3 separate regions of the Homo sapiens genome follow, and regions 1 and 2 are each linked to region 3. Evidence: chromatin loops called from intact Hi-C (ENCODE). Cell type or tissue: dorsolateral prefrontal cortex. All regions are shown on one strand.

The links. A loop is a pair of places that touch in the nucleus more often than their neighbours do. Peaks named below come from ENCODE experiments on the same cell type or tissue, not always from the same donor. Only the 100,000 strongest peaks of a DNase experiment are listed, where the experiment ranks them.
Region 1: it touches region 3 in a loop (3-fold over the local background); 7 of 110 quality-filtered maps call a loop at or near these places.
Region 2: it touches region 3 in a loop (4-fold over the local background); 49 of 110 quality-filtered maps call a loop at or near these places.

Annotation. Positions count from the first base shown.
Region 1 is chr18:48,027,303-48,035,302 of GRCh38, reverse strand. ZBTB7C (zinc finger and BTB domain containing 7C) reads left to right here. Exons shown (of 5, transcript NM_001318841.2): 5 at 5,392-8,000. The coding sequence ends at 6,043. Among named protein-coding and RNA genes, the nearest start is that of SMAD2, 100 kb to the right of the region's middle. In dorsolateral prefrontal cortex, CTCF peaks have their summits at 3,915 and 4,114 (motif pointing left); DNase peaks (open chromatin) are centred at 4,108 and 7,800; H3K27ac peaks cover 1,155 bases.
Region 2 is chr18:48,542,186-48,550,185 of GRCh38, reverse strand. The region is part of intron 1 of CTIF (cap binding complex dependent translation initiation factor); the gene reads right to left. Among named protein-coding and RNA genes, the nearest start is that of CTIF, 7.2 kb to the right of the region's middle. RefSeq lists enhancers at 1-292, 5,000-5,565, 6,084-6,858, 6,859-7,635. In dorsolateral prefrontal cortex, CTCF peaks have their summits at 4,149 and 4,348; DNase peaks (open chromatin) are centred at 2,355 and 4,285; H3K4me3 peaks cover 855 bases; H3K27ac peaks cover 3,394 bases.
Region 3 is chr18:48,660,359-48,668,358 of GRCh38, reverse strand. CTIF (cap binding complex dependent translation initiation factor) reads right to left here. Exons shown (of 12, transcript NM_014772.3): 4 at 4,534-4,607; 5 at 3,808-3,912. Among named protein-coding and RNA genes, the nearest start is that of MIR4743, 6.2 kb to the left of the region's middle. In dorsolateral prefrontal cortex, CTCF peaks have their summits at 292, 495, 3,710 and 3,909 (motif pointing right); DNase peaks (open chromatin) are centred at 368, 3,898 and 4,138; H3K4me3 peaks cover 1,340 bases; H3K27ac peaks cover 3,363 bases.

The DNA of each region.
Region 1 (8,000 bases), 630 kb after region 3:
CCATAGAGCACACCGTCCTGGGTGGGGATGGACGACCTCTGCACCGCAGTCACTCTCTGACAAGGCACGCTTTCCAGTTCCGCTGAACCCCGAAGGCTGTGCCTTTTAGTCTCCACCTGCCTCCTCCAGTGCCAGCCGAATGCTGACCACCTTTGTGCCCCCACAGCTGCCTGCTCTCCAGATAAGCCAGCAGCCTGGCTTTTGTCTTCCCTCTATTTTCTTTGTAGTCCTCCCACTCCTGGCAGCTCTGGGAACCCTATTAAGATAATGTAATGGCATTAGCAGTGGTAGCAGGAAGAGTGTGTCTCAAACCATCGGGTTACAAGAAGTCCAGGTAGAGGCTGCTGGGAAAGCATTATCCTGATTGGGAGCCTTTCTGGAGGCCACAGACCTCAGGCCAAGGCCCCACAGCCCTTTTCTTTGATTCTGGGAATGAGCTCATGAGGACTCACATGACTTTCCCGACGATGAGCTCTCCAGGCTGAAAGGAGGCATGTAGACCGAGGCTTGGGTGCATATGTCCTTGGCTGTCCCTGATGCAGAGAGATGGAACGAGATGGCAGACAAGGGGACCAGGGCCAGAGGGGAGCATGTTGGATTTGTAGTCGGAGAGTTCTGAAATTGGCACCACTAGTCAGTCACCAAACGCGCAGTGAGCCTCCTCTCTATCTACATTCAGTGTTGTGTGTTGTGCAGAGTACGAAAGAGCATCCCACAGGTTCTCATCAAAGCAGGTACCAGAACTCCATGCCACGTGCAGGGAGGAGTGCTGGGAGGAGGAGGGCTGGGAGGAAGAGGGCTGGGAGGAAGGGGCACCCTGGCTCTGGGCTTGGCCTTCTGGGAGGGCCCTAAGGATAGAGCATCAGTGTCCAAGCACAAGACATGCACACACGGGGAAGGAGCCAGGGTTTACAGGGCATCCACCCTGTAATGTGGTGGGCTGTGCACTGGGGGACCGGCAGTCCAGTTCATACCTGCAGGTGTTCAAAGATGCAGAGTTGCCCAGAGTGTGGGGCAGCGTACCATGGGGGGCAGGCAGGAAGCTGGCAGAGGAGATGGCAGTGAGCTTGTGAAGAGCCCAGAAAGCCATGCTAAGGGGTAAGTGAGCACACAGGCCATTGGACAAGGGGGCCTTGGGAAGTTTTAAGTGGAACTGCCAGACCTCCATTCCTACAGAGAAGTAACTAAGAGCTCAGCTCTTGAGATTCCAGCTAGAACATATTCCAGCTAAACTCACGCTGCTTCCACAGGCAGATTGAATATGTGAAGCAGCAAGGAAGCCAGCCAGCCAAACAGACTCCAGAAGGAGATTTGGCAGAAGCCCATTACCCAGATGCATACACTCATGGAGCACTAGAGGCCCCAAGGATGCAGCCCAACCCGCATTTTAGAGATCAGGAAACTAAGGCCCAGACCAGGGAAGGGAACTGATCTAGTTCTTGGAGTGTGCCCGGCACCACCTCCAGCTCCAATGCACGTCACAGTATCCACAGGAAAGGTCAGTGTAAAGAAGGAGGCTGTGTGGCCCTAGAACACCATTCCCTCTTTGGTCCTTTCTTTCCTTATCTTGGAAGTAATTAGATCAGTGTTTTCAAGGTCCTGAGAAGTGTACTGCTAATAGTGTCACTTACTGGGCCCACTGACTCAGACCATGAATCAGAATGTGGTAAAGTATGCCTGGTAAACTAGATGATCCTCTGAAGTTTTTTCCAGCACTGGCTTATCATGAGCTTTGCCTACTCTTCCCACCCCTTGCCCCCATTCCCACAAATGTCTCCATTAGGGAAAGCTCCTGCCTAGGGCTGAGTTCCTCCCATTGGCATACCCCAGTCTTCTGGCCACAGAGGCAGAAAGCTGGCTACCGGTGCCCTCTCTTGATTGTTCTGGTCTGCCCTTTCTGCAGCAGTCCTCTTAGGCCTCAGGTTGGGAATCCCTGCTGTGAAAATCCATCCTTTCTCATCCCCAGAATAGCTTACAAACAAACCACAGCCAGGTAGCCCCCCAGGTTCCTTTGCCCCCACCAGCTGTATACCTTTGGGAAGCTCTTAACTTCTTTGAGCCTCCTTTCTGCCTGTGTCCAAGTGAGGAAATTACACCAAGTGTGTTGAATCTAGCTCACGCAAACCCAGATTCTCTCCATCTGCCCTGGACAATGGGAAGTGATGTCTGGTCCTAGGTTTAGCTCTGCACAGAGAGGTTAAATAACTTGCCTAAAGCCACCCAGCAAGTTGGTGGTGGGTCTGAAGCTACAACAGGGACTCCCAGACTCCTGGAGGGGCCCTACCTCTATACCATATGCCTCTGAATAATGAATTCCCAGGGTCAATGAAGTCATGTATTTACCTGCCCATAGCAGATGTTCAATAAAAGGATATCGTAGGCACCTTCTCAGCACTTCTTACATCCTTGGACCAATTGCCACAAAAATGGGACTTCTTTTAGATACACTAATGAGAAGTTTGGGAGGCATTTGAAGATTTACCACTTATATTGTCCATTGTTTGAGAGTGACCCTAAGGGTCAGTGCTACTAATTATGTGTAATAGTGACTTAAAAAAAACCTACCTGGCCAGGGGCGGTGGCTCACACCTGTAATCCCAGCGCTTTGGGAGGCTGGGGTGGGCAGATCACGAGGTCAGGAGATCGAGACCATCCTGGCTAATATGGTGAAACCCTGTCTCTATTAAAAATACAAAAAAAATTAGCCAGGCGTAGTGGTGGGCACCTGTAGTCCCAGCTACTCAGGAGGCTGAGGCAGGAGAATTGTGTGAACCCGGGATGCGGAGCTTGCAGTGAGCCAAGATCGCACCACTGCACTCCAGCCTGGGTGACAGAGCGAGACTCCGTCTCAAAAAAAAAAAAAAAAAAAAAAAAAAAAAACCTACCTTGTCCGGGCACAGTGGCTCACGCCTGTAATCCTAACACTTTGGGAGGCCGAGGTGGGCAGATCACAAGGTCAGGAGTTCAAGACCAGCCTGACCAACATGGTGAAGGCCCGTTTCTACTTAAAAAAATACAAAAATTAGCCGGGCGTGGTGGTGCATGCCTGTAATCCCAGCTACTCGAGAGGCTGAGGCAGGAGAATCACTTGAACCTGGGAAGCGGAGGTTACAGTGAGCCGAGATCATGCCACTGTACTCCAGCCTGGGCAACAGAGTGAGACTCTGTCTCAAAAAAATAAAAATAAAAATAAAAAAACCTACCTCATAGGTTGTGGTGAGGAGTAATGAGATGATGCATTTAAAGCCCTGCTTAGCTGATTCTGAGCTGAGCCCTCTGCCAGGCCTGGTGAGGGAGCCCAGCCGACCACCTAGCATCAGTGTTTCCATCAGAGCCTGGGTGAATTTGTGGAGGCCCAAGACATATCCCTCAGGACTGGGAAGTTGCATCACTCCAGGGGTACAGGCACCCGACACTTCCATTTTCACAGTCACAGTGCTGTGGTGAGAAAAGAGGCCTTGACTCCCGGGCCTGCCATGACCCTCTGGGTGAGTTTGGCAAGTTCCCCAGCTGGGTCTGTTTGCCCACCTACATAGTGGAGGCTTTGCCTAGACCGGTGGTTCTCAGTGTGGGGTCCACGGACCACCACCACCACCAGCATGTGGCAACTGGTTAGAAATGCAAATCCTTTGTCCCTCTCCCCTATCCCAGACCTACTGATCAGACTCTCTGGGAGTAGGGCCCAGCACTGTTTTATTGAGTCCTGATTATGGTTCGAATGCATCCTTAAGTTTGAGACCCACTGGCCTAAATGGTCTCTGAAGTCCCTTCCTCCTCAAAAATCCAATCATCTAGGTGAAATCTGGGTTACAGAGACCACAGCATGCTGGTAGGGGGTGGGATATCACAGCAGAGTACTATGTAGCCTAGGGGTGGCTGGTGGGTTTGAAAAAAGGCAGGAGCAGTGGGATGTGGAGGGGAAGAGGGTGACCCCACTTCCCTTCTCCTCACTCCCAGGGGCTCTCCAGCCTTCCTGTGAGCACAGGTGGGAGGACTGGATCTGTCCTCTCTGATCCTCCTCTCACAGTGCCTGCCAGTATTCATGGGAATGTCCTTTTCTCTCCTGCTCTGCCCCTGGAGAACCATTTTGAAAATGAGAGCTGGTGAGACCTCTAGTGGCCAGGAGACACCAGGAGCCTAGGACCTGCACCTGCTGTCCTAGGATTACGTTAAACAGGGTTTAAATCTGGCCATCTTAGGGAGGACACCTGGACTCCACATCTGTTCTAACCTCAAAGCAGAGCCTGAAATTATAGGCAGATGCTCCACCCAAGCCACACCTGCAGGGAGGAAGTAGGAGACTAGACACAGAGCTTCCTGGCCCCTATGGCCCCACTGGGGAAGGCTGCGAATTATCCCAAGAGGAATTCTTGCAGCCCAGCTGCCTATACCTCAGCCACCTTAAGCTGGTTTACCCAATGCTCAGTGTTTATGAAAACAACCCCCTGATATCAGTTTTCCTGTCAAGACCACCAGGAGGTGTGTGGAATCTAGCTCACACAGACCCAGGTTCTTTCCATGAGCCCTGGACAATGAGAATTGATGTCTGGCACCAGGTTCAGCTCTGGGCAGTGAGGTTAAGTAACTTGCCTGAAGTCACCAGCAAGTTGGTGGTGGGTCTGCAGCTGGCGCAGAGGCTCCCAGACCCCCAATAGGTGCAGGCGCCCCCACCCTACACCATACCTTACCTGTGAATAATACCACTTAAACCCTGCAAAGTTTTGCCCTAGATTAGGCTGCATTCTTTTCGCACCTGGCTCTTTTGTAAACCCTGAAATTGTCTACAGACAAAGAGGAGAGCCCAAGGCTTAGGATAAGAAACCACCATGCAGGAGGTTTGAACAAGGTGTGCCCAAGCTTCTATAGCCTCCCAGATTAGTGCCAAACACAGACAGATCTCAATAGCCCGGGGGCTGGGATGGGACCAGGGACTTTGGGCCAAAGCATATAGATGAACTGGAGGGAAAGCATAAGGTTGCCTGGAGAGAGTGGGTATGAGATTAAAGTGCAGTCCAGTATCAGCAGAAGTCGCTGCACTATCCGAGGACTAAGGTCAGAAATGCTGACTTCTGGCGAAGTATCTTCCCAGTATGTGAGATAAACCCCTAATAGAGTGGGAGTTTCATGACTCTGAGCTCGGGTATAAAAGGAGTTTGGGGGAGTGGGGCTTTCAGGACACTGCTTTTTCCGCATCCCTTTAATCCAGGTGAGTAACCATACCTGTCTAAGGTGGGGCAGCAGTTGAGGGTAGATCTAGCATGAGACCTATTTCTGGGGTTTGACTCCATGGCAGTAGGGAGCCTCGGCTGGTTCTGGAGAAAGGGGGAGCAAAAGGTTAGGAATGGCTCCTGGTGTTCCCTGCGGGACTGACCCCCAGTCTCTGCATTGCAGGCAGGACAAGCTGAAAATCCACATGCGGAAGCACACAGGGGAGCGGCCCTACCTGTGCATCCACTGCAACGCCAAGTTCGTGCACAACTACGACCTCAAGAACCACATGCGCATCCACACGGGCGTGCGGCCCTACCAGTGCGAGTTCTGCTACAAGAGCTTCACGCGCTCTGACCACCTGCACCGCCACATCAAGCGCCAGAGCTGCCGCATGGCACGGCCCCGACGCGGCCGCAAGCCTGCTGCGTGGAGGGCCGCCAGCCTGCTCTTCGGGCCCGGCGGCCCGGCCCCCGACAAGGCGGCCTTCGTGATGCCCCCTGCGCTGGGCGAGGTGGGCGGCCACCTGGGCGGCGCAGCTGTGTGCCTCCCGGGCCCCAGCCCCGCCAAGCACTTCCTGGCAGCGCCCAAGGGCGCCCTGAGCCTGCAAGAGCTGGAGCGGCAGTTCGAGGAGACACAGATGAAGCTGTTCGGGCGCGCGCAGCTGGAGGCTGAGAGGAACGCGGGGGGCCTCCTGGCCTTCGCGCTGGCCGAGAACGTGGCGGCGGCGCGGCCCTACTTCCCGCTGCCCGACCCTTGGGCCGCCGGCCTGGCCGGCCTCCCTGGGCTCGCCGGCCTCAACCACGTGGCCTCCATGTCCGAAGCCAACAACTAGGCTGGTCCCTGTCGGCTCCAGCCCACCAGCCCTCCAGTCCTTCTCCCTCCAGGCCCACTCTACCCTACCCCATGGATCTGAACTTTTCATTTTAAAAACACAAAGGGAAAATGGGAAAATAATAATAATACTATCAGTGATGGCATTTTCCCGGGCTCCTAAAGCAGCTGCCTCCTTTTGCTGGTCTGAGACGGGCATCTTTTCCCAAAAGGCCAGGAGCCCGGGCCTCCCTCCCTGTCTCTCTGGCTCTCATATAGAAACTTGCACCGGCCCATGCCACAAAGAACTGGGTGCCCAGGGGCACTTAGGAGCTGGGTGAGTCATGAGGGGTCAGGGGGTGGTTGGCCTGGTGCCCAGCCAGCCACAGCAGGAGGAGGTAGGGGCTGGGCATGCACCTTGGTTAAGCCCCACCCCCTATGGCAAAGTCTCTGCCAACACTCCTCTGAGGGCTCATTTTCCAGTCTCCAGTGGCCCCGGGGTCTTTTTGAGAACTACCCACCTGCCACATAGAAAGAAATGCTCTGTTGGCAGGGAGGCCTCCTGGAACCAGTCAGGAACCAGGCTCTGGAAGGCCCGGGCCATTTCTTCCCTGACCTGTCCTGTGACCTTGACAGGTCAGCCCTCTGTAGCTCAGTGTCACCTGGCTATGGAAGGGGCTGGTAACTGAGGTTTCCGCCCTCCACCTCTAAACACATACACACCTATCCCCCCAGAGAATCACAGAGATGGTAGAAGCTTTGTACTCCCCAAGTCCATGGGGAAACAGTTTATCTTTCTGGACTTAGTTTTATCACATCCAGCTCTATATTAGCATATTAGCATAGGTGAGAAATATGGCCAGACTAGACAGAGATCAGGTCATCAGGGGAGCTTCCGAGCTTCAGCAAAGCCCACAGGTAGCTCTGCGAACTCAGAATGCTACCCTACCTTCCCTGCAGGCCGCTGTTCATGTCTGGACTCCTGGGGGCGCTATTTAATGTTTACCCCCATCTCCAGTGCCCCCTCCAAGGCTGTGCAGTGTCTTGGGGCTCTCAGGGCCAACATCGAAGAGATGGGGGCCACCTCTTAACACCTGGCAACAGTCTCCCCTCATCCTGATTCCTGACAACAGACAAAACACCGGTTTCTAGGGTTTATCTGTTTGTTTTTTGAGTTGAGGGTTCCTCAGGGCCTTGGCATTGCTAGTGATGGTCCCCTTTGCTGTGTGAGAACCCCCTCAACCCCTTCCTCCTCCCTCTGGGGATGAAGTGGGAGTATTTGGCTCCCCATTTTTGACAAAAGGGCTCAGTGCAGGGAGGTGGAGGCCTCTGAGGTTTGAAGGGCTCTGTGAGTTAGAGTTGTCACATGTTCTCCTGGTTCTTGAATTTGCAGCAGGTCCTGAAAAGGAAGGCTCTGCTGGCCCCGTGCCTTCCTGACCTTCTCTCTCCTTCCCTCCCCTCTCTTTTCTTGCCAAGTTTGCTTTGGTTTCTGAGCAGCCCAGAGAGGAGGAGGGTTCGTCCCCAGGGAGAGCCCAGGGCTGGAGTCCCCAATCCCTGTGCTATGGGCACAAAGAGACTTCAGCTCTTCCTGTTGCCTTGGCTTTTTCCTGAGCAAAAACACAACAAACAAAAAGGCCAGAGAAGAGCACAGACTCTGTCCCTCTCACAACTCTCCAGAAGAGACCCCCTGATTCTTCACACCACCGGATGCCACTCCAGCCAGCAGGATTGCTACACACACCCTCTGTTCTCAGAAGTCATCTGCCTGGGCAGCCGCCTCTCAGATTCCTGTCTTCGTTTCAGACACTTTTCTCTGAAGCATGCCCATGTCCACCAGCCAACGTGCCCCCGTGTTCCCCCCCATCAGCCAAGTGATTGGGGCTGAACCAGACTTTAAAAGAGAGGAAAAAAAAAAAAAAAGGAAACATGAATAAATTGGAATCCAGTGGTGTTGGGGCTTTTGTTTTTATTTTGTAAAG
Region 2 (8,000 bases), 120 kb after region 3:
GGAGGAGCTGCTGGGAGAACAGACCACAGAACCCATGTCCTGGGACCACAAAAAAGGCATCCATGGAACACCTGGGATCCTATGCACCAGCATTACCTGTGGCTTAAGAAGTAATAATTACCAGAAATGGCAAACCTATAGTGATATAAACCAGGTTGGTGGTTGCCAGAACTAGGGGGTGAGATTTTAAAAAAACAAACAAACAAACAAAAACCTCAACAATATTGAGATATAAAAAAAAGTAAAGCTAATTCACTAACTCCCCCCCAATAAATAAAAACATCTTGAAACTTGGTGAAGTAAATGTTCCTCTTTGCTTAGCCAACCATTGCTCCCTTCCCCACTTCCTTGCAAACACAGCTTGCCTCTTGCTCTAGATGAGGCGAAAGCACCAGGGACTTGCTTTCTCCTCCTCCACTGGAGCGGAGGCATGGGTACTGACCCGTTTCTCTTCAAGGAGCCTTGATAGAATCTTCAGCAGGGGAATTCTGGGAAAGGCTTCCCTTCCTGACAAATTAAGACAGACAAGGAGAATCTAACCTTCCTGCCTGCCTTTGGACGCAGTTATGTGAGAACATGATGCCCGGAGCAGTGGCAGCCATGCTATGACCATAAGGGGACTGGCCTGAGAACAAAGGCCAATGTGCTGAAGATGGCAGCCTAGGTTAGACAGAGTCCTTGAAATGATCGCTGACTCCCTGAATGAACCAACCCTAGAGCTCCTACCTTTAGACTTCTGGCTGAGTTGAAACACCTTGTTTTTAAAGCCATCGTTAGTACACTGTTCTTTTACCTGTAGCCAATAACATCCCACAAGCCCGATGGTTTTCATCTGTCCATACTTCCACCCCAATCCCCAAACTGAGATCATGGTGAGATATAAGATAGAACCCTGTGGCTGTAAACTGAGCCCCATCTGAATTCTGAGTTCAGTCCCCACAGATAATGCTTTCCCCTACGTCCTCTAAGCAAAGGAAGGAAACAGCTGCCAATTCCTCTTGTGCACGAGCACCTCCCCCATCACCCCTATGTGCACCCTGCAGTATAAATGACTGATAACAGTGTCTGATAATAGTGTCAGGTATGACCCACATGCATACGCCCTCCCTGGCCCATGTGTCCATAAGCCCTCACCTACCCAGGACAACCTCAGTTTATATCTGTGTCCCAGCATGATTATCCATTGGAAAAAAAAAAAATTCACAGTCATCCGACTTCTGGCTGCCTTGGCACCCTTTTCATTCTCCTGACCCCATACTTACCACCTTACACTAGCGCAAGGCTATTCTGTCTTCCCCAGCAAGATGGGCAGATGGGCAGCAGGGACCCTGCCAGGCTTACCTCAATTCATCTCACCTCACTCCTAGAGCCAGACCCACTGCAGATACCATGTGTGTCCACTAAACTGAGGCAAAGGTTAACAGCTAAAAGGATTAAGGCAAATCAATAGAATGTGGGCAGAAGAAACCATTTTTAGAGGGAGAAGAGGAGAAACTGGGTGCTTTCTCGGAATCCCTGACCTTCACTATTGGCCTTGTCTGCACAGGGTCCTTCATGCCAGTGGCAGAGCACATCCAGGCACGTCCAGCCATCTGATGCAACCTTGCTGCAAAGGCAACGCATGCTCTTTATTACCCAATCTGCTGAATATGTGACCCACACAGATGCCAAGCATCAAGGAGATGGAGGAACAGAAAGACATTTTGCTTCCTGAGAGTGCCCAGGGTACTGTAGGTAGATACCGGAGACAGATAAACCGCATGCTGTAAAAAATACTTTGCTTGTAAACACCAGCCTGTTTGGTGACATGCCAAGATGTGAATTCTCTAGCAGGTCACTTTCTTGATCTCATGGTTCAAACGTGTAAGTATCTCAGCAAATGCCCCAAGAGTGTGGGACAGGCCTGTGTGTTCCCAGCTACTGGTGAGATCATGATACTGCCTACCCCAGGGGAAGGCCCTATAAGGGAACAGCATGGGGAATGTGTCAGCTCCACCCACTCTGGATGGAACCACACACATTCTTTCTGAATCCCTTCAGGGCTCAATTGTCATAACTACAGTTAGGCATTACCATATCTCTGCCTCTCTGTCTCCCTCAGAGAGGTTACTTTCATTTAGCGAGGCACACAGAGAGCGCCCAGCATTGTGCCTGGCATTTAACAGGCACTCAATAAACTCCCTGCACTCAATAAATTCCACACAGCTCCCTGCATGGGATTCCCAAGTTACTTACTTATAAGCTGAAATGTATTCTGGGCGTCGGAGGAAGGAACTTGCAGCAGGTGCTGCTGCCTCTCTCATGATCATCCGAAAAGCACCGAGCCAAAGCTTCTCAGAACTCCCCCATCACAGACTGCGCCTATGCAGCCGGCTCAGCTACCCTCACATCTATCTTCAAAAGCTGCCTCTGTGTGAAGTAAGTTAGGACAGAAGTTGGCTGGATTCTCACAGAATCTCAGCTTGACAAATGGAGGCCCTTCCAGCAGAAGCAAGCAGGATGGTGAAAGGTCTAGAAACCATCTCTCACAACAGCTGCAGGGGCCATGGGTGAAAATGGCCAGCGAGGAGGGTGGCCAGAGCTCAGTACAAGGCCTTTCCAGCTATAACATAAGGGAAGGCGCTGCCTCCAAGGCAATAAACTCCCGGCCACAAGCAGCAAGCACATTGGAACCAAGCGCTGCTGCAGTCAGGATTCCCACACCAGGTGGAGGGTTGACCAGATGACCTCTAAGATGTCTCCTGAGTTTGAAACTGTAGGAACTAAAGACTCTGAGCATGGGAAGACAATGTAGTGCCCAGTCTAGAGGACCAGTAGCAACTGCAATCTGCACAGGGCACCCTTAAGGGGACCCTGGAAAGAAACCTTATCTGTAAGAACCTGACCTGAGTATGCAGTAGGGAGAATGTTCTGGGCTTCCTAGACGGGGCTCATCTGAAGTTTTTTCCTAAGAGATGAAGGCTTGGATGGAACTGTCCTTCTCTGCCATCCTGCACATGCCTCCCCGAGTTGTGCAGCTGTCTCCAAGGCCCTTTTAAAAGGTTCCTACCGAGGGGCACCTCTGCCCTTTCTCTTCTCTCTCCTCCCTCACTTACCCTGCCCTGATCGCAAAGCATCTCCCAAGGTGGAGATTTAAGTCAGCAAAGGGCAAAGAGCCCCAGACTCTCCCCAGGCCCCTGATGCCCTAGAGCTCACAGTCAGGAAGACACTGGCCCCCAAGTCTTTACATGCTAATTTCTCTCTTGAGGGCCTCCTGGACCACATGTGTAGTGGACATTCAAAGCTCTAACAGGCCTGAGGTCTCACATTTCTAGGGAAGATTTTTCTCCACCTCACATCCAGGTCAAGACAAAAAGCAGCACACCCACTTTCCATCCCCCATGCGGACGGGCTGCTGTCTAGTCCATCCTTTCTCCCAGCATGCAAACTTTTACCAGGTCCTGTTTTAGGCAGGGCTCTTGATTCCTGGTATCATCTCTAGTCTCGGAGGAGATGCAGTCACGACTCAAACCCTTGGGCTTTGAGGCCAGGAAGCACCCCTCAACACCTCTCCCAACCCCCAGGCCTAGACGAGCCTCAGCTGGAGCTCACCGTCCACACTGCCTGAGATCCCTGGGGATTTCCCTTACATTCCATGAGCTTAGCTCTTCTTTGAAAGGACGCTAGCTACAGCTTACACAGCCTTTCTAGGTGCTCTGTCATTGGAAGGTTTTCAAGATTTTTACTCCACTGTGGTACTAAAAGTATTCTAAATCAGTCTTGGGATGCCCCTTTTGGACGTGCTTATGGAAACCTTCCCTGACTGACCTCCCACCCCAGACGACTAACTCTGGGTACATCCCTGCAGATCCACAAACATAGACTGAACACACACTTACAATGTGCCAGGCACTATTGTCGGTTCTGAGAATTCAAACATGCAAAGACTGGACGTTTGCCTAAAACACATCAGCTCTATAAAAATGAAGTATGGCAGGAAGAGAGGGATCTGCAACACTCTATTTAAGTTGCATTCCACTCTTCCCTGGGGTTGTTACAGCTTTTTAGTGGCTTCATATGTTCATATCTTCTCTCCCCAACAAAACTACCTGCTCCTGGAAGCAGGTTCCAGGGCTTCCCCACTCTGTACACTCCAAGGGGCTGGGACAGGGCTCTGCTCACTGTGGATGTTAAAAAGCGAAATGCCTCTCCCCTAACTCACTCTAATGCTTCCAGCTGAAACACGCTCTTGGCTGTCGCTGGATTCTGCCAGCTGGGCCTCCAGCATGACACAGCATCCCCGCCTGGCTTCCCTGACGACAGCGGCCGGCATGACAAAGGATTATCTGACAATGGGAGGAAGAGGTCTGCTCTCATTGTCTACAGCAGCCCTCACCGTGGTTACGCTCAGTGGCCAATGCTTCCCCGCTCCCAGGGCTCAGCTTGGGCACACACTTCTGCAGCCTCTAGCTTGCACAGTGCATTGTCTGTAGGGCAGCACCACCCCACTATCCTACCAGCAATTCCAATTCAATACCGGAGCACTGAACTCACCATGATCTTCCCTCCCACCCCAACCCCAGCAGACCCTGCTCCAGCAACCAGAAGTTCGCACCTGAGTTAAGAGCTGCCGTCCATCTAGTCAGTGAGGCCACAAACCTGGGAGCCACTGAGATGATTCCCTTATCCCCCAAGTCTAAGTAATCACTGCGGACTTTACTCCCAACTAATTTTAATGTATGACCTTTGGTCCATCCTTAGATGCATGGCCCTTGTTCCAGGTCTCACCCCCTATGACCTGGATGCCGTGGAGAGCCTGTTACTGCCTCACCAGTCCCATGGCCGCCTGGCTCCCAGTCCTGTTCCCTTCCGATCCAAGCAAGGCTGTACACCTCTCTGATTAAAGTCCTTCCTCTATGCCTTACCTGCAGGCTAAAAGCCAAGGTCTGAAACCAGGCTTACAAAGCTCCTCCACTCTGAGCGCTGTCTGCATCTCCGCCTTTGCATTTGACCTCACTGCTTGCGGTTCCTTCCTACACCCAGGCAGCCTCATGCCTCCACACCCTGCGCACGCCATGCCTTCTCCCTGAATGCCCGTCTCCCATCTCCTTTCCTGGCCAGTTCCTTTTCATCCATTAAGATTCAGCTCCTGAGCCGTCTCCTTTAGGAAGCCCTCCCTGACATCTGAGGCCGGAGCAGGTGGCTGCCCCTTGTCTGTGCCGCTGTAAGGGCCTTGGGCTTCTCTCTACCTAGACTTCCCACATGACGTTGAATGGAACTGTTTATGCATCTGTCTCTCCCACTAGAAAGCTGGCTGCTTGAAGGCAGGGGGCTGTACCTGTTCACTGTCATAGCCCCAGGGCCTAGCACAAAGACAGGCATAGAAAAGCAGCCCGACAACTACTGTGAAGCTCGCACCGACTGCAGGATGATCAAGTAAACCTCTTAGGTCTGTTCTACCCACCCCAAGCACCTAGTTGCCCCCTAACCATTTTTGGGCCATTGCCCCAGCCTAAAACCTCCTCCACCATTACCCAGGCCTACTCCCAAATTCACCTCATCCATGAAACCATCCCAAACTGGCTCCACTCTACAGATCGTTGCTATGGTAACTGCCTCCCATACTTTATCTCCCCTACCCCTTGGGTAAGTGAGCATTTGGGTCTGGCTCTGTGGCCGAATATGAGTGAACAGTAGGCATTAAGAAGCTCTGGGAAGTTCAAGGCTTTCTGTTCATCATAATGATGTCAGACAGCAAGCCACCTCAGCCCTGAGCACTGGACCTGAAGTCTGAAGTCAGGGTTCATATCCCTGCTCTACTGCTTACTCGTGACTTGGGCATGCCACTAACCATGAAGGCTCAGCTTCCTGCTCTGCAAAATGGGTATAACAACAACTGCCTCACAGGCTGATAACGATAACCACCTATTATAAAAGGCAGATGGGATAATTTGTGTGAAATAGTTTGCAAACTGTAAAGCCAAATCAAGTGCAGCGTATTAAAGTAGCCCCAGTGTCAACCAACCACTATCCAACCTTTCTGTCCTTCTCCCTACCAGTAGTTTTGTCCTTACTTGAGTCAGTTGAGAATCAAATGAAATCTGTAGATTCTCTTCCTAGAAAAGTACACACGCATCCCAGCTTTGCAAACACTTCCAAAAGGTTCCTGAGGACCCTGCCTCAGGGCCAGAAAGCCACAGACCAAGCTTAAGAGCACTGTAGGACACCAAGACACCCTATATTTCCCAAATACAGACCTTCATTTGCTCATGAATGCCAAAGATGAAGATAAGGCAGGAAGGGCCAGTTGTGAAGGAAAGAGAAGTCAAATGAATTTCAGAGCCCTTCCCAGAACCAGAAGACAGGAGAGAAGAAGATAAAGAGTTCTCACTCTTTGGGAAGAACCTAACTTTTTTCCAGAAAGCATTACGGTACATAGAAAGAAGATTGGATGAAATCTCAAATTCCAGGATTTTTTACCCACTCTGCTAAGGGCTCACCATGACCTTAGGCAAGTCATTCCACTTCCCTAGGCTTCAGGTCTTCACGTGAAGATCAGATCATCTTCAAAGTCCTCCCCAGCTCTGGGTGCCGGAGATCCAAGGATGTGTCTGTTCTCACCCCGTTGTGAACCACAGCTCTGGCCTTAATTCCAAAGTCAGAGGCATGCTGAGAGCACGGTGCTAACACAGGGAGAAGGCCACCATTATAGCAAGGTTCTAAATTAAACCGCACACAGCGGGAGGCAGGGGCAAAAGAAAACCCAAACCTGAAAGGAAGCAGCTGAGCTCAGGGTGCCGGTGAGTCAGCAGTGAGGCCCAGAGGTAGACGCCCCCTCCCCCTGCCAAGCCAAGGACATCAAATGGGGCTGTGTTATCAGGTAAGTTATGCAGAAATGCCACCACGTGTGGAGAATTCTCAGAAACTGCAATTTGCCTGCATGTTTGTACCTCCTGTTCTCTATCTGGGCTCAGGATTCTCTCTCCAACCTAACCACCCATCTCCTGCCTCCTCCTTCATGACCTGAGCTGCAAACAACATAACCTTAAAACAAGGGCAATGGAGCCCAAAACAGAAATGAAATTAGAGGACAATATCTGGGACCAGACGGTGAGTTTGGGATTAGATAAAAAGCAGACTTGTATTAACACACCTACACAGACCTGTAAGGCAGAAACTCCTACACCCAGGCAGGGCCTGAGTGAGACCTTGACCAAAGCCACAGCCTGTCCCTGAGTCACAGCACATCTGAGCTGGGGCGGGACCACGGAGAACATCTCCTTAGCTCCGTGTCGCCAGAAACCTGTTGGTTGGCTTCAGGGTAATTTCCATCAGCTGCCTAACTTCCACAGAAGAACATACCTCTGGGCCCTCCCGGGAGGTTGCAAACAGCCTGAAGTTCAGGGTAACAAGGCTATCAAGGTGTTTTTTCCCCATCGCTTCCTTCTGCATTTGCTCTAGAATAAGAACTGGCATCTTGGGCCCCTTGAAACCAACATATGTGAAACTAAGTTCCAGGGTGACTGCTCTAAAATATTTATGATTTGTTCCCTCCTGTAGGCTGTGTTATTGCATTGCAACTTAACTATCTCTGCTCTACTATCTTTGTAGAGAAGCAGAGTATCTGGCCTAAGTGAGGCTGGTGCTTCATAAACATTTGCTGGACTTAATTAACATTTGTTAAGTTTTCTTTGTATGCACTTCTAGATACACAAACATGTAGGTGCCCAGTACATATTGAGTGAATGGTTAATTAATTGATTAGTTGGCTAAACTTAATAACCCTCCAGGCTGTCTGACAGCCTTCACATGCATGAATTCTGAGAAATCCATGCAGGCATGTATAAGTTCTTTGCTCCTTGAATTCAATAAAGACTCAATGAACACAGCCATACAAACACAGGTAAGTGTTACATGAACAGGCATACCATATACATTTATTATATGCACATATGATTCTGGTAGAAACTGGATGTATCACAGCTGCTATCCATTCACCAACAGCAAATTATTAAATGCGT
Region 3 (8,000 bases):
GGCCATAGGGGAGGAGGGCACTGGGGACTTGGCTTGACTAGAATGGCTGATACCACCTCCCCAGTGTCTCCTGTGGGTAAAACACACCTCAGGACTCTCTCGCATGCACTGAGCTCCAAGCACACGCTGGGCACCAGCCTAGCACACTCCAAACACAGCTTTCTGTTCTCGCCTCAGCGCCCCTGGGGGTGGGCAGGTGGAGGCCTGCAGGGAGGGCTGCTGTCCCACGAGGCCTGCCCTCGTCAGGGCTCAGATCTCCCCAGAGGCCTGCAGGTTTGGAGGGCTGAAGGTGGCTACAGACCAGCTGAGTCACTGCTGCCAACAGGGTTTCCAAGGCAACAGCCTTCTCTGATTTCTGTCCCTCCATGGAAACACAGGCTGCAGGGAGCCTTGGCAACTGAGTGGTACCTGCATCCCAGGAAGGCTGCAGTGGCTGGCGCATGGAGTGTGTCCCCACTACAGCAGGACTCTAAGGGGGTCACAGTTCCTGGTCTGGCCATGAGGTGGCCACAGACACTGCACTCAGACTCCCTGGGAACCTGGGAGTGACAGGCTTTGGCTAGTGAGCCAGATATCCATGGGAGACCCCAGGTGACTCTCAGCAAATCTGGAGGCTCCTGGTGAGAAAGTGAGACTGGCCGAGGAATTTAGGCCCACAGCTGGTGACACAGGTGTGGCTGGTTACTCTGGCTTCAGAAGGGACAAAGTCCCTCGGCATAAGGGGAATTCCTCTCCTTCATAGTTATTCATCGCTTTTTTGCTAGGAAGTTAGTTCATCTCTGGGGACTGGTGAGACACTTTGGCAAGCTTGCCTTCAACATGCAGGCCCCATTGGGCACCTGTAGTCAATAAGGCAGCACCATCGCTTCGATCTCCCCAGGCCTCAGTGTCCCCACTGACGTCACCAGCTATGTGCTCCCGGGGCACACAGGAGAGACTGGAGCTGCCCAGGGAAGTCTCCCTCCTGAAGCCTTTCCCAGATGGTTCAACCTGTAAAGTGCTCTCCTTTCTAACCCCTTTTGCATTGACTTTATTTAACCCTGCACCAGGCATCACACTTTATACCTGTCTATATATGTCTTTATGGTGTCTATATGTCTACACTGCATAGTCTAGTCTGTATGTCTACACCGCATAGTCTAGTCTTTCTTCCCCTACACAGTCTCCATCATGAATAGGTTCATATTTCCTTTTCCCAGTAGAATAAACAGTCCTTCTGGGCAGGGACTGTATTGTATACTCGTGTGTGTGTGTGTGTGTGTGTGTGTGTGTGTGTCTACTTTCCTGGTACCCAGCACCATGCAGGGACCCAGCAGGTCTAGTGACAGACTGGCTACACTGAACTTGAGAAAAGCAAAATCCTGCTCCTATTCCTGTGGCATACCCAAGCTCCGCTACACTGTTGCAACAGGACACTGGGCAAGCATCACCTTTGCTCACAACCCCTTCCTGAAGCTGACCCACTGAGAAAGGTAGGTAAGGCCATCCTTCCTAAGCACAGAAGTGTGGAGGCCCAGCCCTGTGCAGCTCAGCAGTCTGGAAGGAGCATGGCCTCCCTGCAACTGAATGAGTGGGCTGAGCAGGCAGTGAGCAGGGTGGATGGGGTAAGGTAGGGTCGGGAGCCTTGCAGCTGTGTCTCTCCTATGCTCCATCTTAACCAGTGCCTCCATGCGCAAAGCCATCTCTCCCTCTTCACCCAAAGAGAAATGGAACCCACAACAGGGAGGGCAATGAAAAAGAGGCGTGTGAGAGGCTGGTGTCTCCTGGGAGAGTCGGATGCAAGTGATGGGCCTCTCCCCAGCAACACACACGTGTGCATGCACACATACAAATTTGCAGAAAATTTTAAGGAGGTTAAGAATACCCTGATGTGGTGAACTAGGGGTTGGATGGTGTCAGAAGGCCTGGCCTTAAATGATGGCTCTGTTATTCAGGCAAGTTACTTTGCTTCTCTGAGTGTTATTTTCCTCATCTCTAAAGTAGGAATGAGCCCATTTCTTTCCACGGGTTGTTGCTCATTACACTATGATGGGACCAATGTTGCCAAGAGGAGAGGTTGAGTGGGACAAATATAGCAGCAGGAAGACATGTGAGATGTAGGATAGTGTCCAGTAAAGTCACTAATACTTAGACCTGAAGTGAAAGGGAGACAAGAGTGAGCAGGGGAGGGCTGGAAGGAAAAGTAAGGGTCATCAGTATCATAATAAAACACAAACAAACAAAAACCAAGAAAGAAAAAAAAACACAAGTGCTGGTGGGGATGTGGAGAAATTGGAATCTCATACATTGCTGGTATGAATGCAGAATATTCAGCTGCTATGGAACACAGTTTGACAGCTCCTCAAAGAGTTCAACAGAATTACCATACAACCCAGCAATTCCACCCCAGGTATACACCCAAGTAATTACAAGCAAGGACTCAAAAAGATACAGCAGTATTTTTGACAATAGCCAAAAGGTGGAGATGACTCAAGTAAGGATTGATAGATGCATGGGTAAACAAATTGTGGTATATCCATACAATGGACTAGTATTCAGCCATGAAAAGGAATAAAGTTCTGCTACATGCTATAATGAATGAACCTCAAAAACATTATGCCAAGGGAAAGAAGCCAGGCCCAAGAGGTCACATATGACTGTTTCTGTAAGTATGCAAAATAGATTAATTAATAGAAACAGAAAGCAGATTGGTGGTTGCCAGGGACTGGGGGTGGTGATGGGATGGGGAATGATTGCCTAGTGGGTATGGGGTTTTATATTGGGATGATGAGAATGTTTCAGAACTAGATAGACATGGTAGTTGCACAACAGGTCTAGCATACTAAATGCCAGTGGACTGAACACTTTATAATGGTTAATTTTATGGTATGGGAATTCTGCCTCATTAAAAATTATATAAAACTATAAAAGAAGGAGCAGCCATTTGTCCCACACCTCTGTGTCTCGCTGGAGTCACATTCCCGTCCTGAGGTCTGCCCAGGCTGTGACACCACTTTTGAAAAGGGAAGGCAACCCTGCCACACAAAGTCATAGAGGGTGAGAAAAGCCAGTGTAAAATCAGGCATGACACCAGCTGCTCCCCAAGTGTGGTCCCTGGACCAGCATCAGCACCCGCTGGGGAACTTGTTAGAAACACACAGCCTCAGGCCGGGCGCGGTGGCTCATGCCTGTAATCCCAGCACTTTGGGAGGCCGAGGCGGGTGGATCATGAGGTCAGGAGATCGAGACCATCCTGGCTAACAAGGTGAAACCCCGTCTCTACTAAAAATACAAAAAATTAGCCGGGCGCGGTGGCGGGCGCCTGTAGTCCCAGCTACTCGGGAGGCTGAGGCAGGAGAATGGCGTGAACCCGGGAAGCGGAGCTTGCAGTGAGCCGAGATTGCGCCACTGCAGTCCGCAGTCCGGCCTGGGCGACAGAGCGAGACTCCGTCTCAAAAAAAAAAAAAAAAGAAAGAAACACACAGCCTCAGTCCACACCTACGGAATCACAGACTCTGGGGTGGGCCTGTCCTCTGTGCCACCGCCCAGGTGATTCTGCTGCGCTGGCGTGGATTACTGACAAGCAGGGCCACTGTGGGTCATCAGGAGCAGGTGGGGATGGCATGGCTAGAGGGGGCTGGGCAGAGGGAAATGGAGGGATTCCAGGAGAAGCCAGTGAGCCTGCAGCTCTGGGACGCATAAGAAGAGCATCCCGGGGCATCAGCCACCTGAGTCCCCTGTGCAGCAGAGCAGCCTCCCTGTGGAGGCAAAGGCCACTCCCGTCCCCTGCCCCACCCCACCCTGGGTAAGAGCCCCAGCACCCCTTACCCTTCGCGGTCGATGTGTGGCAGGGGCTGCTTGGGCGTGTGTCGGACTTTGCGGTGGAACTGGGTGAAGTCCAGCTTTTCCGGCTGCAGGTCCCAGGTGGCACCACTAGAGGGCGAGGGAGGGTGAGAAACGGAGGCAAGAGGGCAACAGCCCAGTTACTGACGGAACCAGGGGGCCAGGCTGAACCTGGCAGAGCAGATCCGCAGAAAGGAGCCGCCAGGGGCCAGGCGGGGAGCCCCACTCAGAATGGAGCCCCAGGTGCCACCCCTCACCTTCCTCACCCTGCCGTGGGAAAGTGCATGCTTATGAAACAAGTGTGGGCCTGATGCCCATTGCACAGCGGCCTCTGCAACACCTGAGTTTGTTTTCGTGCCCACATTTGAGGAAGGCCAGGGAGAGCAAGGGGCCAAATGCCAGTCTCCAGCCTCTGACAAGCAGCTCAAAGTGACGACCCGGCCACCCTGAGGTAGATGAGGCAGGCTAGTGGGAAGCGGGGCCCAGCCTCTGCAGCCCCATCCCGGGGGCCCTCCCCATGCCTCCACTGTCTCCCGTTGACACTCACCGCCTCCTCTCTCCGGCCTTCTTTCCACCCCATCCTTCCTACATCCCCTACTCTGCTTCTCTCTGCCTCTTGCTCATGAACCATCAGCGTTCATTCCGTCCCCAAGGAAGCCAGTTTCCCCGGCTGGACCTCACACCACAGGGAAGGAGGGAGGAGGAGGTTACCTGAAGGAATCGAAGGTGTTGGCCGCCCAGATGTCCGTGCCCAGCATGTCCAGAGAGTTGTCTTTGCTGCCATTCTGGAAGAGATGGGGGTGAAAGGGCTGACATTAATTGCTCGGCCAGGATGCTGAGAACACGGGGCCAGGGCCTGAGGGGCTGGGGGGCTGGAGTGAGCCCCCAAGTGAGTATGGTGGCTGGTGCACCCAGTCAGAGTCAGGGGACTGCCTGGGGGTCTCCTGGCCTCCCCCCAGGCATAGGCCCTCGTTTCACTGAGGTTTTATAGATGTATACAGAAGGGTCCAGGCCCCTGCTGCCCCAGGCCCATGGCTCTCTCCTCAAAGCCTCCACACCCAGCAAGGGCTCTGTACCACCCAGAGCCACCATCACCACTGCCAGCCTGATGGCTGAGGCTTCTCCCCAGGGAGGGGCTCTGCAGAGCCAGGCCCACTGGGGAGCCCATGGAGGCTGCCTTCCTTCACAGTTCAGTCCTACTCCCCAGAAGCCCCCACCGACCAAGGCTACACCAGCAACTGGATTTCTCTGAGTCGAGCCGATCCTCCAGTGTTCCCTATGTGACCCACCCCAGAGACAGAAACCTCTTTACTCAATGCAGCTTCTATGATTTGGTTTCTCTGCTCTCTGGCTGGTGAGCTCCCTGGCAAATTCTCCAACCCCTGACCGCACCTGATGCCCTCCAGCCCTTCTTACCCCTGCAATCTGGTTTCCATCGTCACACTCTTTAAAACAATACTTCCACATCCACCTGAGCTGAACGTGTGCACGCCGTATGACCCAGAAATTCACTCCCAGGTATAAACACACAGAAATGTGCCCGATGCTCACCAAAAGACATGTACAGAAAGCGTATACAGCAGCATCCGCCATTACAGCTCCAAACTGGAGACCACCCACATGCCTGTCATCAGCTGATTCGATAAATAAACCGTGGTATGTTCACATATTGGAGTATCACACCGCAGTGAGCACAAACAAAGTAAAATAACATGCAGCAATATGAATAAATATCACAAGCATACAGGGAACAAAAGAACCCAGATGCAAAAGAGAACCAATTATGTTCAGGAACAGGCAAACTAACGAATGTATAGTGAAAGAACTCAGATAGTAACTGGAAGAGGAAACCAATCTCTCTTCCAGAGAGAGACAGAGAGAGCGAGCAGCTTTGATTAACTAGAAGGAGAGGGCACAAAAACCGGGAAGGCTGGACAGTCCAGCCTCCAAGCAGAAGGGGCCAGGCACTCCAGCCGCCACAGACAGGAGGCAGGAGGTAATGAGAGCCTGGAGGAGAGGTGGAGGGCTTATGGAGTCGAAGGGACAAGAGGACTGTCTGGGGAGAACCACCTGGGCTGTCTGACTCTGGGCAAGTCCCTCAGCCTTCCTGGGTCTCATTGATAACATGAACACTGGTCCCTCTCTCTGGGCACCAACAGCCTGCAGGTCTAAGTAACTTGAAACTTCCTCATTCCAGGCTGCCCTGAGAGCTTGCACAATCCTTTCTAGCAGATCAGCCACATTTATTCAGGGCCGCCATGGCCCTGGGTGCTTCTCCCCATGCCTTTCCTGTCCCATCCCCGTAATCCCCTTTGCTCCTGACCATGGCCTGTCAACTGGGCCTTGCTCCCCTCTTGCCCTCTCCGAATGTGCCCCATCTGTCAAAGATTGGCTCAGCCAGGAAGCACCTCTGGCCTCCCAAACTGCAGTCACCTCGCTCTGCCCTGAACTTGCTATCTGTGTGGGTGACTTACAGTAGCAGAGCCGGCCTCTTGCAGTTCTCACTTCTATTTCCTGTAGTGACCTCTCTCCCACAGGAGATAGCGGGCCCTTGATGGCAGGGACCCCCTGGGTCCCCCAGAGCTGGAAGCTCAGTGCTCCTGACATATACTGCAAGAGATTTTCACCATCTTCTTTAAACATGCGTTTTCTTTTTGCGTCAATAAACTGTGTGACCTCGGCAAAGTCACTTCACCAGTCTGGACTTCAGATTCTTCATATTTAAATAAAGAGATCCCAGAATGAAATACCATGCCCTGTAGATGGGCTCCTTCTGACTGGCATGCGTGCTGCTACCATCCCCTCTCCTGCCAGCGGCAGATATCACTAATCAATTACAGCATGGTTGCCAGTCCTCCAAGCAGGTGGCCCCTAATGTTCTAGGATCGTCCTCTCTCCCTTTTCTTCGAGTTGCCTCACATCCTCCCCATTCCAACTCCTGGGGCCCTGCTTGCTCCAAGTGCAACTCTGAAACTCCAGGTCAGCTAGAGAGACTCACCTTCTATCACACAACCCCCAAGGGGACAGCCCCTGCCTCCCGAGATGTTGACCGGCTTGTTCACACCCCCCTCCTGGGCCTCGAATGTAATTATCATTGGGGATAGCAGCCAAAAATAACATAGAAAGCAAAGATAAAAAAAAATCATACATGCAAACAAAACTCTTGCTTCCAAAGCATCTATTGCAGACCTCACTCAGCATGCAGTTCATTTTCCTCCTTCAGCCCAGTGACCTGAAGCCTCTCCTCCACACGTGTCTTCCCTAATCCCTGATCTGTTAAATACCCAATGTTCTCTGGCGCCTATAAATTCAGCTTCAGTGGATCACCTCTTGGTCACTGCTCTCTTACATGAATGTTAGACCTTCCCCAAGTAGACTGTAATCTTTTCCACTGGACTGCCTCTTTCTCTTTGTGCCCCCACAGTGGCCAAGCCAGGCACACAGGAGGGCCAGCTTGGATTCCTGCCAACTGATTGAGGAGATGCCACTTTGTAACAGGAGGAAGCACGACCCTACTGCCTCTGTGGCTGAAAGACTGAATCAAGATTAGGATGTCAAGAATGATTTACCGTCCTAGGATCCGAGGCCCGTAAGGCCCTTAGAGAGTAAGAAACATGGATGGAGAGATAGAAAGAGAGAGCAACTATGTAGAGAAGGTCATGGCCAAACCTAGAAGTGCAAAGCATCTTCCAGGAAGATGGTGATTCACCTTGAAGGCAGTTGAAGGGCAGTGCAGATGGGCACATAAATCTCCCTCCTGGCCTGCAGGTTGGCATCTTGGCTACTACTCCTCAACTGGCAGGGAGCGAGGACAGGTCACAGTAACAGTCACTGGCAGCAGCTGTGAGGGGGCCAATGCCCCTGTGCAGAGAGCTGGTGGAACCTCTCTGCCTGGAGGAGGGGGCACTACCCTTGGGCTAAGGGAGGTGACTGGGCAGGGCAAACTTGGGCATTTCCAAAGCAGTATCCCTGGCGGGGGACCCACCAATCTCTGGACTTCCAGATTCTTGGGGTCAGGGAAATGTGCTCCCAGCTGATGGGAGGGAAAGAGCCAGGGCAGAAGCTGTGCCTGCATGTATGTGTTTATTCTTTACAGAGGAAGCCCACCCTTCCGTGCATCTGCAGAACAGCCCTGTGATCAGCTGCTGCCATCTCCATGTTGGGGGTGAAAAACAGAA